Linked DNA regions of Homo sapiens: region 1 is linked to region 2. Evidence: chromatin loops called from intact Hi-C (ENCODE). Cell type or tissue: CD4-positive, alpha-beta T cell. All regions are shown on one strand. Each heading gives the region's core, and the rest is flanking DNA. Links, peaks and the distances in the headings are about the cores only.

Region 1 (7,299 bases), core at 1,009-6,008, 480 kb before region 2:
TAGTGGTACCTAGAGGACTGGCAAGCCTATCCCCCAACATTTGAAAACACAGGCTCAGAAGAAAAATGTCCCTGTTCTGTAAAATGGATAGGGGGGACGGTAGCCTAATAATTGTCTAGAATTATGGATCACTTCCTACGTGCCAGGGGCTGGGCTAGGCGCTTTACACGTGACATCTTATTGCATCTTCACAATAAAACCAGGGAGGGAACACTTTTTCCATTTTAAAGAAGTAAGTGTTGACCTACCAGAAAACAAAACAAAACAAGACAAAACAAAACCCAGGGAAATAAGTACCATTATTACCCTCATTTTACATATGAGGAAATCTAGGTAAGGGAGGTAACATAGCTTACCCAAGATCTCACAGCTAGTAATGGGACTCCAGGACTTTGCACTCCACTGCAGCTCTCTAAAGCCTTCCAGAATTGGACCTATGACTGTGACTTGCCCAGGTAGCGGCAGGGCAGGGATTAAAACCCTCAGCTCCCTCTACTCCCTCCTGCCTCAATGCTATTTCTACCACCCTTTATTACTTTACAACAGAAAACCTTAAGACAGTGGTTTTTAATCTCTCCACAGAGGAGTTCTCTTGTACCTTGATTCCATCCCTACTCCTCTGCCCTAGGTCCCCAGGGCCCTACCTCTGAGACTCCGTGGTCCCTGGGCTGCCGGTACAAGGAGGTGTTGCATACCTGTGCACTGACTGCCTTCTGGGGCTGGCAGAAGGAAGCTACTCTGACCTGGGAGTTGCTGAGGAAGGAGTCCAAGGGGATTCCTGTCCAGGGGAGACTGTTTGAGCTGTGTACCCTCCAGGATGCTGGGAGTCCTGGAGCTTCCCATTGTACCCCCTGATGTCTGCTGGCTGCCATCGTGGCTCTCATTTGGCACTGATATGGACAGGGCTGCCTAGAGCGAGGGGTTAGAAGTACCCTCTGAGCCAGACATCCCTTTTTCCTTTCCTGTCCTCCTTTAAGGGTTATAAACTATTCTGACCATCAGCTATGTAGGAGTCTCCACTTTTCTCTCTGAATGGCCAGAGTTCAGGTGGTGGGTGGGAAAAAGGGAGGTCAACTTCAGACACCTGGAGAGTTAAGAGATATGCCAACTCAGTAGTGGGCTAGTACTCTCTTATCTAGGTACCTTCCTTTATCCTTTGGAAATAGATTTCCCACATTCCTAAGATCATCTGAAAATCTCTGGCCAATGCTGGGCACAGTGGCTCATGCCTGTAATCCCAGCACTTTGGGAGGCTGAGGCGGGTGGATCACTTGAGAGGCCAAGAGTTCGAGACCAGCCTGGCCAACATGATGAAACCCCGTCTCTATGAAAAATACAAAAATTAGCCAAGCATGATGGTGCCAACCTGTAATTCCAGCTACTTGGGAGGCTGAAGTATGAGCATTGCTTGAACCCAGGAAGCAGAGGTTGCAGTAAGCTGAGATTGGGCCACTGCATTCCAGCCTGGGTAATGAAGTCGGAGTGAAACTCTGTTTCAAAAAAAAAAAAGGCCAGTTGGGCTTGGTGGCTCACACCTGTAAAATCCCAGCACTTTGGGAGGCCGAGGCAGGTGGATCTCTTGAGCCCAGGAGTTCGAGACCAGCCTGGGCAAAGTGGCAAAGCCCTGTCTCTAAAAAAATAAAAATAAAAATAAAAATACAAAAATTAGCTGGGCGTGGTGGCATGTGCCTATAGTCCCAGCTACTTGGGGGGCTGCGGCAGGAGGATCATTGAGCCTGGGAGGTTGAGGCTATGATGAGCCAAGATCACACCAGTGCACTCCAGCCTGGGTGACAGAGTAAGACCCTGCCTCAAAAAAAAAAAAAAAAAAAAAAAAGGAAATCTCTGGCTATATTTAATGTACTGCATATCAGCTTTTCTTAGAAAGCTAGTAATGTTTATAAAGTACTATTCATCCTCGGTATTTAAAAAAATTGACAGGACAAGAAGATATGATTATAAGGTGATAAACTATTTAACCAGACTGTTTAGCCAGTCAGAACTTATACATCCCTAACTACTGACCTCTTCAAAATGAGCTTATTAATATCACTATTAGAGCCCAAATCCTGGCTCTGCCAGCTCCTAAAAAGTCACCTTGGGTAAGTTCCTTACAGCTCCCTCATCTGTAAGATACAGATGACGTTACTTCTTACTTCAGAGGGTTCTTGTGAAGATTTTGAAAAGAGACATAAAGCACTCAGCCCACACTGCTGGACACCTCTTAAGCACTCAATAGATGTTATTTATTATTAAAATGACAAACATGTCACTGCCATTGCCCTGCCCTCTCTGGAACTCAACTCTAAAAACTGCTTTTATTGTTACTTTAGAAATCATAAAAATCTCATTAAGGTCACATATTTTTGATCCCCAACTACCATGCAGCTCAGTCTCCATATTACTGAAAAAAAGTTTGGATCACGTGACTTTTGGCCATTTCTAAAAATCAAATTAACACTCAGGGGACAGAGATTTGTCATCACAGAAGATATGCAGAAAAATAGGCACAAGACCTTGAAGTGAATCCCAAAGAGGCGCTCCAACCACAGATGGAGTAACCACCACCACGGCTGGTCAAGGGTGACAGCAGCCACATGATGGGTGTTCTTTCAAAGTTAGTCACATGCCTGCAGTTTGTGTTGTCTAGAGGGAAATTGATTAACCCAGGGAAGGTCATCCCAGCTGGTCTTACCTCCTAGACCCTGCAGCCAGGATTACTGTGCCTCATTAACAAACTGCTTCCTTCCAACTTGGCCAAGGTACCATGAGTTACTGAGGTGCCTCACCCTAGAACCTTCCCAGTCTCTTCCCAGGCATATTTATTCCTAAATCTTCATCCTGTCAGCATCAACTCCCTACTCTGTAGGGCTGAGAGTCAGGAGGTCAGATGAGCTTCTCAGAGAGATAGCAAAACTCATTTGTGTTACCATAAACTCATTTGTGTTACTGACAGCTGAAAACTGACAGCTCTCTTGGGAAAGCTCTGAAGAAACCAAAGAGGAACAGTGAAGGTTTCAATGCGGAAGTGGGTCTAGACTGTGTGCCGCTCCATTGAACATGTTCAGAAATCACTAGCAAGTAGGAACGGAAACCCAAGAATTATGTGGTTCACCTGAGGCATAGCAGGGGACGCTGCAAGTGAAGGAGACAGGATGTAAGAGTTCCCTGCACTGAGTATTTTAACCAAATGGAGGAATGACTCTGGGGTCCAGGAAAGGGAGAAGGTGGCCTAATAATTCTTTAAAGTTCCCTTGCCTGGCTGCGCTGATCTCTCTCAATCTCAACCGTGGCATTACAAAGTAAGTGCAGGCAGAACCATGGAAAATACTGTATTTGTATACACAGGAAGGATAGCTGCAAGCCCCTCACAGAGGAAACTCCACCCCAAAGAAAAATCTTAGCAGCAAATTCCTATCTCCCTCAGCACTATCAGCACAGCCCAGGCCAGAAGGTTGGGCTTCTTGTCTCTGGGAACCCATCATACCCTTCCCGCCAAAGAATTCTAAATAAGGCAGGAAAAAAAATTGGAGTCCAGTGGGAGCTGGGTGCCTGGTCATTCCTAGAAGACAGGCAGTGTCTTTATGATGGTTAGACTTTGAGCAACGCTGGGATTCTTCTCTGGGTCCTATGGCCTGCTATGTTGAGAGCTGGCAGCAGGATGGGGACCTGGTAGAAGGAACTGGAAGAAAGTCATAGGTTCTTGGGTGCACATGAACGTGTGTATAACAGGGCACAGGTTGTGCATTTTCCTTGTGCTTGATGCCTCCATCTGCCATCCTCTCCCTGACAGCAGCCTAATACTTCACACCTACATTTCTTTCTGTGGCTCTGGATCCGGAAACCAAGCGTTTCTCCAACAGAACTGCTGTGATTCGGCAACACTGCAAAGGTAACTGCTGTGATTCGGCAACACTGCAAAGGTAACAGCTGTCCCAGGGGGGTAAGACAGATGACTAAAGAAGTGGTTTGCTCCAATCAGATATCCTTGATTTTTTTTCTCTCTTAAAACAACAGGCTGGTGACAGGTATTGTGGCTCAAGAGTGGCATGGTTCCAATTCTGTTATTACCCTCAAAGAGGTCCCCTTCCTGACCTCTCAGATACCAAGGCTTCAACAGACAGAGGTCATTCTTGCAGCTGTCATGCTGACTGCTACCTGCCTTCTTTGACAGGCCCTCACTATCTCTCCCAAACCAACAGAGACTTCACATTTCCAGGGTTCCTCTCAGATCTGGGCTGGACCTCATCTGGAGGGTCTGAGCAGCCCAAGGTGTTAAGGGGCCCAAGTGTCAGCAGGATGTCCAAAGGGCCTGATTCTAGACATTGGATTTAGGGGCTGAGTTGAGGGGTATCTCCTTGAGCTCCGTCCGCATGCACAGGTACTCCCCGATGACAGCCATGAGTGCAATGCACACGGCTTGGACCAGCCACCAGGTCAGCGCCGAGGGGAAACGGGAGCTGTAGAACCAGCAGCCCAGGAGGTGAAAGAAATGGACAGTGACAGTGAAATCCAGACACTGCTTTCCTCGCCGGATGAAGTACAGCAAGCCCAGGGCACTGTGGGGAGAGGACAGCAGTGAGTTGTCACTGGGTTGTCCTGGCCTTAGGTTATTTGGGAGGGTAGGGACAATTAGGACGGCAGCATAGTGGTCAGAAGTGACGAGATAAGTGTGAAGCAAGGGTTATGATACCAGACGCCTAGAAGAACCTGGCGGGTAATGTCAAGAGTGAAGCTGACTGAGTATGAGCTTGATGATCGATGGCAATTGTCACTAGGGGATCCTAGGAATTGGTGGGGATCATGACACCCTGAAGCATACATGTTCTAGCTAAAGGGGGGCAGTAGCTACTTGCATCTAGGCAAATCTTATCATGCTAGAAGGTTGGCCTGGAATCAGTCAGTCATTCCATTATTCAAGAGAAGCCAGAAATCTGGATTTTTATATAAAATAGCCTGATTTTCAACTAAGTGAAAAAAATGTTTTAAACACCATGTGTGGGCTGACATCTATGTAAGCCAAATAGAACCTATCTGGAAGACAAATTTAGGTCAAAGTCAGCCCACCAGTTTTCAACCTCCGGTGTAAGGACAAGAATAATAATAACATGCAAGGCACTGTTCTAAGTCCTTCTTGTGAATTAACTTATTTAATCCTTACAACTATGAGGTAGGTAATATTACTAGCCCCATTTTACTGATGAGGCAACTGTGGTAGATTAACTTGTCCAAAGTCACTAGACTAGTAGTAAAGCTGAGGTTCAATGCCAAATGAGTCTGCCTCCAGAGCCTGACACCTTGACCACTATGCTAAACTGCCTCTTAAGAGACAGGCAATGATTACGTGTGACCTTAGACATCACTGAGTCCAAACCCTCATGGACAAAAGAGGAGCCTGAGGCCCATGGCAAGTAACTTGGCCAATGGCACACAAACCAAGAACAGAACCCAGTTCTCCTGCCTCTCGGTCGAATCCTTTCTCAGCTCACTCCACATCAGGGAAGTTATCTGAGATGGAAGTTGTCTTGCAGGCAGCACAAACATAGTGACATAAGAGCTTTCCAGGTAAGTCAAAACAGCAATGGAAGGAGGCCCATTATACAGCTGGTCCCAGAACTGGCCTCTGTCACCCACTTTACTCCACCACTCCCCAGAAACAAGTGCCAGCCTGTCTCATGTTCAAACTTAGGAAGTTAGTCCCAGCACTAAGAGCCCAAAAGCTGGATAGCAAAACTGGTGATACTCACCAGGTGAGGGCGTTGAGGATGAAGGACATCATGGAGAGCCGGCCTGGAGGGGTGGAAAAGCCCAGGATCTGAGGGGGAATCACAAATGGAAATATACTGGAGAAGTGACTTGGCAGAGCCCCAGGATCTCAGCAAGCCTCCTAAGGAACAAGCATTCTTCCCAGAGCACAGAAGATAATACCTCCCTACATCTGTACGGCAGCCTATTTCCAATAGGTGCTTTCATAGACATCCATTATGGGATTTCATTTGTTTCTCACAGCAGGTGGAAAGGGATTATTCTCATTTTACAAAGGAGGACGTAAAAACTCAGACAAGTTAAGTTGCCCAAAGTAATAAACAACAAGAGTAAAGTCTAGAACAGCGTTCAGCTGACTATGGCTCCATAGGCCTGGCATCTGCTCCTGTACATAAGGTTTTATTGAAACACAGCCACACCTATTCACTTATATATTTGTCTATAGCAGCCTTCTGTGCTACAATGGCAGAGCTGAATAATTGTGACCTAAAATCCTTACTACTTCACCCTTAAAGGAAAGGTTTGCTGATCCCTAGGCTAGAACTCAGGTTGTGTGCATCATATGGCTCTTCAACAAAGCCTGGCATTCCCACAGCTCTTCCCAGGAGCATAGAGTCTCCTACGAGACTACAACTAGGCATATGGTGGGTGTGCAACCTCCACTATCCAACACAATACTATCAAATGCCAAACATCTGCACCACACTTTCAGCTGACAAAGAAAGGTCTTTGACATACATAATCTCATATTATCCCTAAAAAAACCTCACAAAGCCATTCTTCTTCTTTTAATTCTTATCACTTTTTGGATAATAACTTGCCCAAGGGCTAACACAGAGAACAAGCAGCAGGAGCAAGGACTCCATCCCAGGTCTCCTGGCTTTAAGAACTGTGCTCGGCCGGGCGCGGTGGCTCACGCCTGTAATCCCAGCACTTTGGGAGGCCGAGGCAGGCGGATCACGAGGTCAGGAGATCGAGACCATCCCGGCTAAAACGGTGAAACCCCGTCTCTACTAAAAATACAAAAAATTAGCCGGGCGTAGTGGCGGGCGCCTGTAGTCCCAGCTACTTGGGAGGCTGAGGCAGGAGAATGGCGTGAACCCGGGAGGCGGAGCTTGCAGTGAGCCGAGATCCTGCCACTGCACTCCAGCCTGGGCGACAGAGGGAGACTCCGTCTCAAAAAAAAAAAAAAAAAAAAAAAAGAACTGTGCTCATCACCACGCCACAGCTGCCTCTTAGATGTAACAACTTATAGGCCTCCTTTACACTTTACAAAGTACCTTCTTATTCCTAAACCCCTCTGGGCCTTGTAACATTTTGTTGAGGGCAACATGGTAGGAGCATCCGGCCCACTTTTCAGAAAAGGCTCAGAAAGGGGAAGCAACTTGCCCAAGGTCCCACAGCTAGTTTTATATGTTTAGGCCTAGACTGAACCCTTGCTTTTCTGAACCCAAAGCACATGCTCTTTATATTGCAGTCCACGACCTCTCTGCAACTAGTCTCATGGTTTTGAAGACAGGAAAACAAGTTCAC
Region 2 (7,299 bases), core at 1,097-6,096:
AAACACAAGAAAAGAGCACATGTATATCTATTACACATCAATTAAAAAAAAAAACAGCACACGTTTAAGGGTTACAATGCCTCTCCTTAGAAAGCCAACCAGACAGAACTAGAGGAAATAGGTTTAAAGGTAGCTAGGTCGTGACTTAAAAAGAGATGTTATTAATAAAGTGCATGTATGTTTTTCTAGATGAGATAAAAATCAAAGGCCAAAGCAGATAAAGAAATGAGAATAAGGAAGAAAACTGACAAGAAAATCTGAAAAATCTAGGCTCGAATGTTTCAATGGGGTAAGGAACTGATCACATATTCTGAACAGCATTCACAGATGTACCATTCCAGATAGAGCATCCACAGCACTGTACAGCAGAAGTTTTAGTTCTGGAGTCTCTCTGCTGAAGAAAAATCAGATGCCAAGCTACTGCAGAAGGGACTGAGAAAGTCAGTGGGACCAGGTGGTTAGTGGGTGTTACCCAGAAAAAGTTAAACACTCCTGGCTCTCAGAGAAAACTACTCACTAAAAAACACCCACTATAAAACTGTCTGTGTGCCATTCTACATATAAAATTTAGAGTCCTGTAATAAATTTAATTCCATTCAAACATTTGCAGGTTCTTTGTTAGGAAACAAAACACAGCATATCTGTAATACAAAGTCATTAGCACTAAGTCCAGTGAACACTGAATTTGGAGAGAAACTGCATTTCTATTATTTCAAAATCCCTTCCCTCTTTCACATCAGCTGTTGCATATCATTGCTAATTATGTCCAATTAGCCATGATTAAACTTACTGAGGGTGTTAAGTGACAGGCGCAAGGTTACACATGTGACTTAATGGTAGATATGACAATAAATTGACTTCTTGGCTTAAGTAATCAATCCAAAAGACACTATGTTAATTCTGATCCATAAAGACAGCCCAATTGGTTGACCTTATGAATAATTTCTACAGTTTGGGGCCCACTGACATAATGAAGCCTATCAGTCTGATTTACCAGTACCGCACACCAAGTCCACAGGCTATGTGACCTCTGTGAATTTGTTTTCTCATCCATAATACAGGCAAATCTGGGCTGGGCGTGGTGGCTCACGCCTGTAATCCCAGCACTCTGGGAGGCCGAGGAGGGTGATCACTTGAGGTCAGGAGTTCAAGACCAGCCTGGCCAACATGGTGAAACCCCGTCTCTACTAAATATATAAAAAAATTAGCCGGGTATAGTGGCAGGCGCCTGTAATCCCAGCTAATTGGGAGGCTGAGGCAGCCTGAAGGCAGAGGCTGCAGTGAGCTGAGATCACGCCACTGCACTCCAGCCTAGGCGACAGAGCAAGACTCTGTGAAGAAAAAAAAAAACATAGGCAAATCTACTTACTAGGGTTCCTGTAAGGAGTAAACCTGTTTATGATATAAAACAGTAAGCACTCAAATAAATGGCAACCACAGTACATTCCACACAAAACTTAAAAAACCAATGGTCAGCCAGTGAAGGGAAACTTACTATGTACCTCATTTATTTTACACGTACTCTGCTTTCTTTAAAGACTTTTAAAAGAAAGGCACATAACAATTTCCCTATGCTTATTTCTAAAATGGCCCTTATCACAGTTTACTGCAATGCAAGTGTCTCTGCTGGCTCCCACACCGGATTGTGAGCTTAAAGTAGGAATCCAGCCAGGCGTGGTGGCTCACGCCTGTAATCCCAGCACTTTGGGAGGCCGAGGCAGGTGGATCGCAAGGTCAGGAGTTCAAGACCAGCCTGGCCAAGATGGCGAAACCCTGTCTCTACTAAAAATACAAAAATTAGCTGGGCGCAGTGGCAGGCGCCTGTAATCCCAGCTACTCAGGAGGCTGAGGCAGGAGAATTGCTTGAACCCGGGCTTCAGAGGTTGCAGTGAGCCAAGATCGTGCCACTGCACTCCAGCCTGGGTGACAGAGTGAGACTCCATCTCACAAAAAAAAAAAAAAAAAAAAAAAAAAGTAGGAATCCAGACTTGTATCTTTGGACACCCAATGTGGAGTACAAGGCCTAGCACACTGAGTGACTGCTTGATCAACTGATGCATTCTTAAAAAGTGAAAAAGCAATTATTTCCTACGTGGACAGAGGAAGGTAGCACACATCTGACCTATAAAATACAGACTGTTTTTATTGTCTTAGACTACTTTTTGAAAAAAGCCAGCCAGCTCTCATCAGGAGCAACACTATACATTTTGACTAATATTTTTCAGCTACCAATCATTGTATTTATAGATTCAAACTGACTTTCAACAAGCCTTTGGATTACTTTCTGTCCATCTCCTCCATTCAGAAGTCCAATCAGTTCGCTATACAAAAAGTTCACTATACAGAAACCCAAACCAGCTAACTCGTTTAGTAAATAACAAAAATATCCATCCATCATTTATGGCCTGCAAAGCACTCAGGGATTCCTAGAAACGCATTTGATCCTAAGTATCCTATGAGGCAGGTGACATTGTCCCGTTTTATAAATGCAAAGAGTTAACTCATTCAGGGTCACACAGCTATATATGGCAGATCTGGGATCTAAACCAACATTAATTTTAAAATTAATGCTCTTTCCTTTATGTAACCCTATCTCCTAAAGATCAATTATGAACTCCAATGCTCACTTAAGGAAAAGAGAGAATTGTCAACTTTTAAAAGAACTATACAAGGTTGTTACAGTGAAATTTTAAAACTGGCCTATTAAGCTAATGTTATCTAGCTTTAAAAATAAAAACAAAATCAAGGAGTTAAAAACAGCATAAAAACATGCCAAAGACTTACCAAAATGTCAAACAAATTTTAAAGGAAAGCTCTTAGCTGAGGGCAAATAATAATAATAGACAGGACTCATATCTACTTTATTGTAGCCTTCAATCTTCTTGTCCTGGTCAAGGCCATTCAGAAATAACCTCCTGTTGGTTCTTTTAGGGAAAACAATAAAATAAACTAACCAGTACGGGAAAAACTTACATAATAAAGAACTGGCCAGAATTTAAAAAAAAAAAAAAAGTTAACTAACCTACAATCTGCTAGGAATGACTTGAGGCCACTGATCATTTACATCTCATTACAAGTATCAGATACATATAACCACACCTCTATTAGAAAATCTTTTAGTTGAGAAAGCAGTAAGATGATTGGCCTTCAGCACACATATCATGAGACAGAAAGCACTTTTAGTCTGTTTCCTCAAGTATTCCCCTTAGAAAAATTCCCTCAGAATCCAGCTCCAACCGTTAGTTTCTCCATCATGCAATACAGATGACTGCTAAGATCATATTCACATAGAGATCAAAAGGATTCTAAAGCTTAAAGGTTGCTATTATGTAACCATAATTTCTTGCCCCTTAACTAGTGAATTGTCATCTTTCCCTAGAAAAATGTAGAAACAAGGAACTTAAAAGTATCTCTACAAGGAAATTTTAGTTCATTCTCTAAGGTACCAGCATTTAAAGGAAAACTCAGTTTGTTGACACCGAAAGAGCAGGTAGCACAACAGGATGTTTTAATTTAGAAGTTTCTCTCTATTTACGTAGATATATTTCCTCATTTCCTCCCTGCCAACAAAATGAGAAAAATCTGAACATCTACTGATGAAGTCGTAAGATAAACAAAAATTAATGGTCACAATCAAATTCTATTAGATGAAGAACCTAAAATTCTATGCCAAAGTAACTGATGACTTTCTCCCTAGTATGAAGCAAGTACTAGAAAAACTGGATTGTTCACAAGCTTGCTTCCTGATGCATGCTAGCAATTATCATCCCTACAGGCCAGAATGGGTATATGCTCCACAATAAATTGTCCTGTATCTATCTTCAAAAATAGCTAATATTCCCATTCAAACGTTTACTTTATTAGGATTGGTGTAAAGAAAAATTAAGGACTAAATGGTGTTCACATAAAACATATACATGTGCTGTCTCTACCACATGCAGAAATCTATAATATCATTCCTCAGAACCAGATCACCTGGTTTCATTCCTGGTTCTGGCACTTACCTTGCGCTGTGTGTGAGACCTCGGGAAAATTATCCTTCTCAGTGCCTTAGTTTCCCCATCTGTAAAATGGGGCTAACAGTCTTACCTTTCATTGGTTGTTATGAAGACTGAGCTAATATGCTTAAAGTGCTTAAAAGAAAGCTTAGCACACAGTAAGTACTGTAAGTGGTAACTATTATTATAGACTAATTGTCTGATACCACCTCATCAGTTGGTGAATAAATCACAAATGGATGGATTCTATATAAATGTCCATGAATAGCATATATGCTATGTCTAATCTATACACGTGTATATTCATGCAGATGGTCAATAACATCTATTGAACCCCAACTATATCCCAGATGCTTATTTTCATTATTGAGCTTGTCGCAACAAAAATATATCAAAAGCTGCATTACCATTTGTGCTATATAGACGAGAAAATGATTCAGAAAGACTGGATTTGCCTATATGCAAAATAAAGTCCTATAATAATATACCATTTTTTGAAAGCAACATGTGTACAAAGCAGGGTTTAGTGTCATCAGATGTTAACTGGAGAGAAAAAGCCATTAATAGTGAACTCTGATTAAAAAACAAACCAAAAGCTTATATTTAACAATTTACAGTTTATAAAAAAGGCTTAATGATAACCCTGGAAATAAGAAAACCAAGAACCAGAGATTAACATGCTGAAGATTCAGAAAGCTAGAAAATATTGCAGGCAAGATTTCAACCAAATTTACCTGACTCCAAGTCCAGTGCTCTTCCTGCTTCTCTATCCACAGCCGAATGGGCAAAATGCACTTTTTGTAGCGGCCCAAATCTCTGGAGACTCTGCCTAGAGAACCAGCATCATGGGAATTTGCTCAGCCTGGTTTTATAGAGGCTGCCTCCCTGATCTATAGCGCTCCAATTCTAAAATGGCTTCAATATAACAAGCACTGCAAGATGTGAAATGTACAAAAGATTACAGGGTAGGCGTCATACTCCAGGGGCTGGCAATCCATAAATATTTGCTACTGATGAATGAGGATATTCAGTTTGAAAAAAACTAGGTGTATAGTCTAGGCCAAATCACCTCATTTCTCATAAAGACTTCATCTGCAAGATAGGTGAATGGTTTCTTATCTCATTGGAAGGACAGGCCAGGAAAATAATTCTGCAGTTGCTACAGGATTATTAGCCTTCCATTTTGAAAGCCACACTTAAATTTCTAACTTAGGTCCAATAAGATTGACAGGTTTTACACTCACACACCGTGTGTTGCCAAGGACAGGGATCCAAGAAAAATGAGGGCTCAAACAAATGAGATATCCCTAAGTAAGAAATAGGGTACACTGGAAGCAGTCAAGAAGAAATTCACCAAGAACAAATACTTATACACATTTCCAAATGAAAATGCAAAAGCTGCAGTGTCCAGGTCTACAAACTGCATCTGTGTCTGGCTTCACATGAACTGACAGAATGAGAAATGCAGACAATTTTCATATTCTTATAAGTGCTTCACCTTTCTCTTTTGGTTCCCGAGGCTGATTTTATGTTCATAGCATCATCTTGCCAAATTCCATCTCCCACACAGGGCAAGCAAAATCAGGACCTGATGCTATCTAGCCTTACCAAAGAGAAATGCAATGAAGGCAACGACAAGAAACATGTATTTTACAGAAAGGTTGGCAAATTGCTTACCAAGGCTGCCACCTCTGAAAACCCCATTATATGGGAGTTCTCCATTTGCGGCAAAGATGCACTCACCTTCCCACCTCTTCTTCCCTCCGCTCCCCACCCCCCGACCAGGAAGCCACCGGGCAAATTTCAGACCGAAAAACGTGCTAACACACAATATGGGGGAATTTGGGGTAAAGACACAAAAGAATCTGGCATTAAATGACGGTAAATACTGTGAGAAAATACTCCGATTCTCACCCCCTGATATTTTTTCCTGGGGATCCGGCCTGACTCAGTAACCGGCTCCAACAAACAGATTTTCTTGATTCAAACCCAATTCCCTTCCTAGGGAATCTTGGGTCCTGCCAGGCTCCATAACCAGTGAAGGATGATGAAATGGTTTTACTGCAAAATGGGAGGGGGTTCCCCCACTGCTGTCTCCCAAGGTTAAACCCCTTACTCATCCAGGAGGAGCCAAACACGGGGACTGGGGCTAGAAAACTCATCCGCGTTTGATTAAATTTTAATTTCTGGAAACCAGAAAGCACGGAGCAGAGGTGACAGGGCTGAAGGGGACGTTCTTGCCGACCAAGACGCAGGGAGGGGTCGCGTGGGGCCCGAAGCAGATAGTGAGGGAGGGTCCGGGATCCCCGGCTCCGCTGTCCCTTACGGCACAGTACGGAGTTGCACCCCGCCCGGCCGGCAGGACCTCAGGCGGCCCGAGCCTCTCCAAGAGGTAAAGGGCCCGGCCCCGGAAACAGGGAGGGGCCGCTGCGAGGTCTGGCCTCGCCGCCGGCGGCCGCGCGGAGCGAAAGAGGCAGCGCGCCGCTACCCCACGGGGCCCACCCACTGGGCCGCCGTCGTCGCAGCAGCCAGAGAGGGGCTTCGAGTTTGGGCCCCCGGGGGCCCCGGTCGGACCCCGCGCCGCACTCACCGTGGGAGGGCTGCAGGGAACAAAGACCCTTCCGAGCGAAGCTCCGAGCGAGATGACCTCTTCCTTCCTAAGCCCACTACTCAGGCGGCGGCAGCGGTGCCTGCAGTGGCTGCAGCGGCGGCGGCGGCGGCGACTACCCCGGCTCCGGAATCGGCGGCGGCGGTGGCGGTAGCTCCACTTCCGCTCCGATCGCCACTTCCGCTCCGGTCCTGGCCGCGCCCCGCCCCAAACCGTGTTCTCATTGGGCAAGCGAGGCACGGGGTTGCCACGGCCCCACGGGAGGGGCGCAGACGGAAGGGAGGAGGAAGAAGAGCGAAAGGCAGGGTTGCAGGGGCCGGGGCAGGGCGGATGGCCGGGGGAGGGACCCAGGAGGAGGTGGGCGGAGAAGAAGGAAATGGGGCGGGGGAGCGGGAAAAGGAGGTGGGAGGAGAGAGGGCGGAGCTGGGGGTGGTCAAGATACGGGCTGTGTGGGAATAAGGAGGACTAGGAGTGTGGTCTGGATGGGGATTGCCCTTTCTGCTGGGACTGGAAACGCGCCAGGGCCAGTCCCGGAGATTCGAGGTTTAGCAGTTCCCCCTCCACCCCGAAAGTAATCCTCACTGGGTCGGAGGCCGATGTCAGTCCTCTTACTGTGTGCTTTGGTAATGCTGGAGCCAGGGAAGAACAGAAATTGCTCATCCCTCAATGTTCATTTAATCCTTTCAATCCTTC

What was found. Hi-C counts contacts between places; a loop is a spot of excess contacts. Peaks named below come from ENCODE experiments on the same cell type or tissue, not always from the same donor. Only the 100,000 strongest peaks of a DNase experiment are listed, where the experiment ranks them.
Region 1: a loop joins it to region 2, with 5 times the contacts of the local background. A loop is called at or near these places in 4 of 110 quality-filtered maps.

Annotation. Positions count from the first base shown.
Region 1 is chr20:45,364,135-45,371,433 of GRCh38, reverse strand. It overlaps SYS1 (SYS1 golgi trafficking protein), which reads right to left. Exons shown (of 4, transcript NM_033542.4): 3 at 5,748-5,815; 4 at 2,225-4,559. The coding sequence ends at 4,319. It overlaps SYS1-DBNDD2 (SYS1-DBNDD2 readthrough (NMD candidate)), which reads right to left. Exons shown (of 6, transcript NR_003189.2): 3 at 5,748-5,815. Among named protein-coding and RNA genes, the nearest start is that of SYS1-DBNDD2, 4.6 kb to the right of the region's middle. RefSeq lists enhancers at 2,447-2,506, 3,167-3,216 and a silencer at 2,577-2,666. In CD4-positive, alpha-beta T cell, for the core only: no CTCF peak of the experiment used is centred there; a DNase peak (open chromatin) is centred at 3,063; H3K27ac peaks cover 460 bases.
Region 2 is chr20:44,885,176-44,892,474 of GRCh38, reverse strand. It overlaps YWHAB (tyrosine 3-monooxygenase/tryptophan 5-monooxygenase activation protein beta), which reads right to left and starts at 6,770. Exons shown (of 6, transcript NM_139323.4): 1 at 6,589-6,770. RefSeq lists silencers at 6,477-7,026, 7,087-7,146 and an enhancer at 6,424-7,040. In CD4-positive, alpha-beta T cell, for the core only: a CTCF peak has its summit at 3,793; a DNase peak (open chromatin) is centred at 3,744; H3K4me3 peaks cover 3,088 bases; H3K27ac peaks cover 2,750 bases.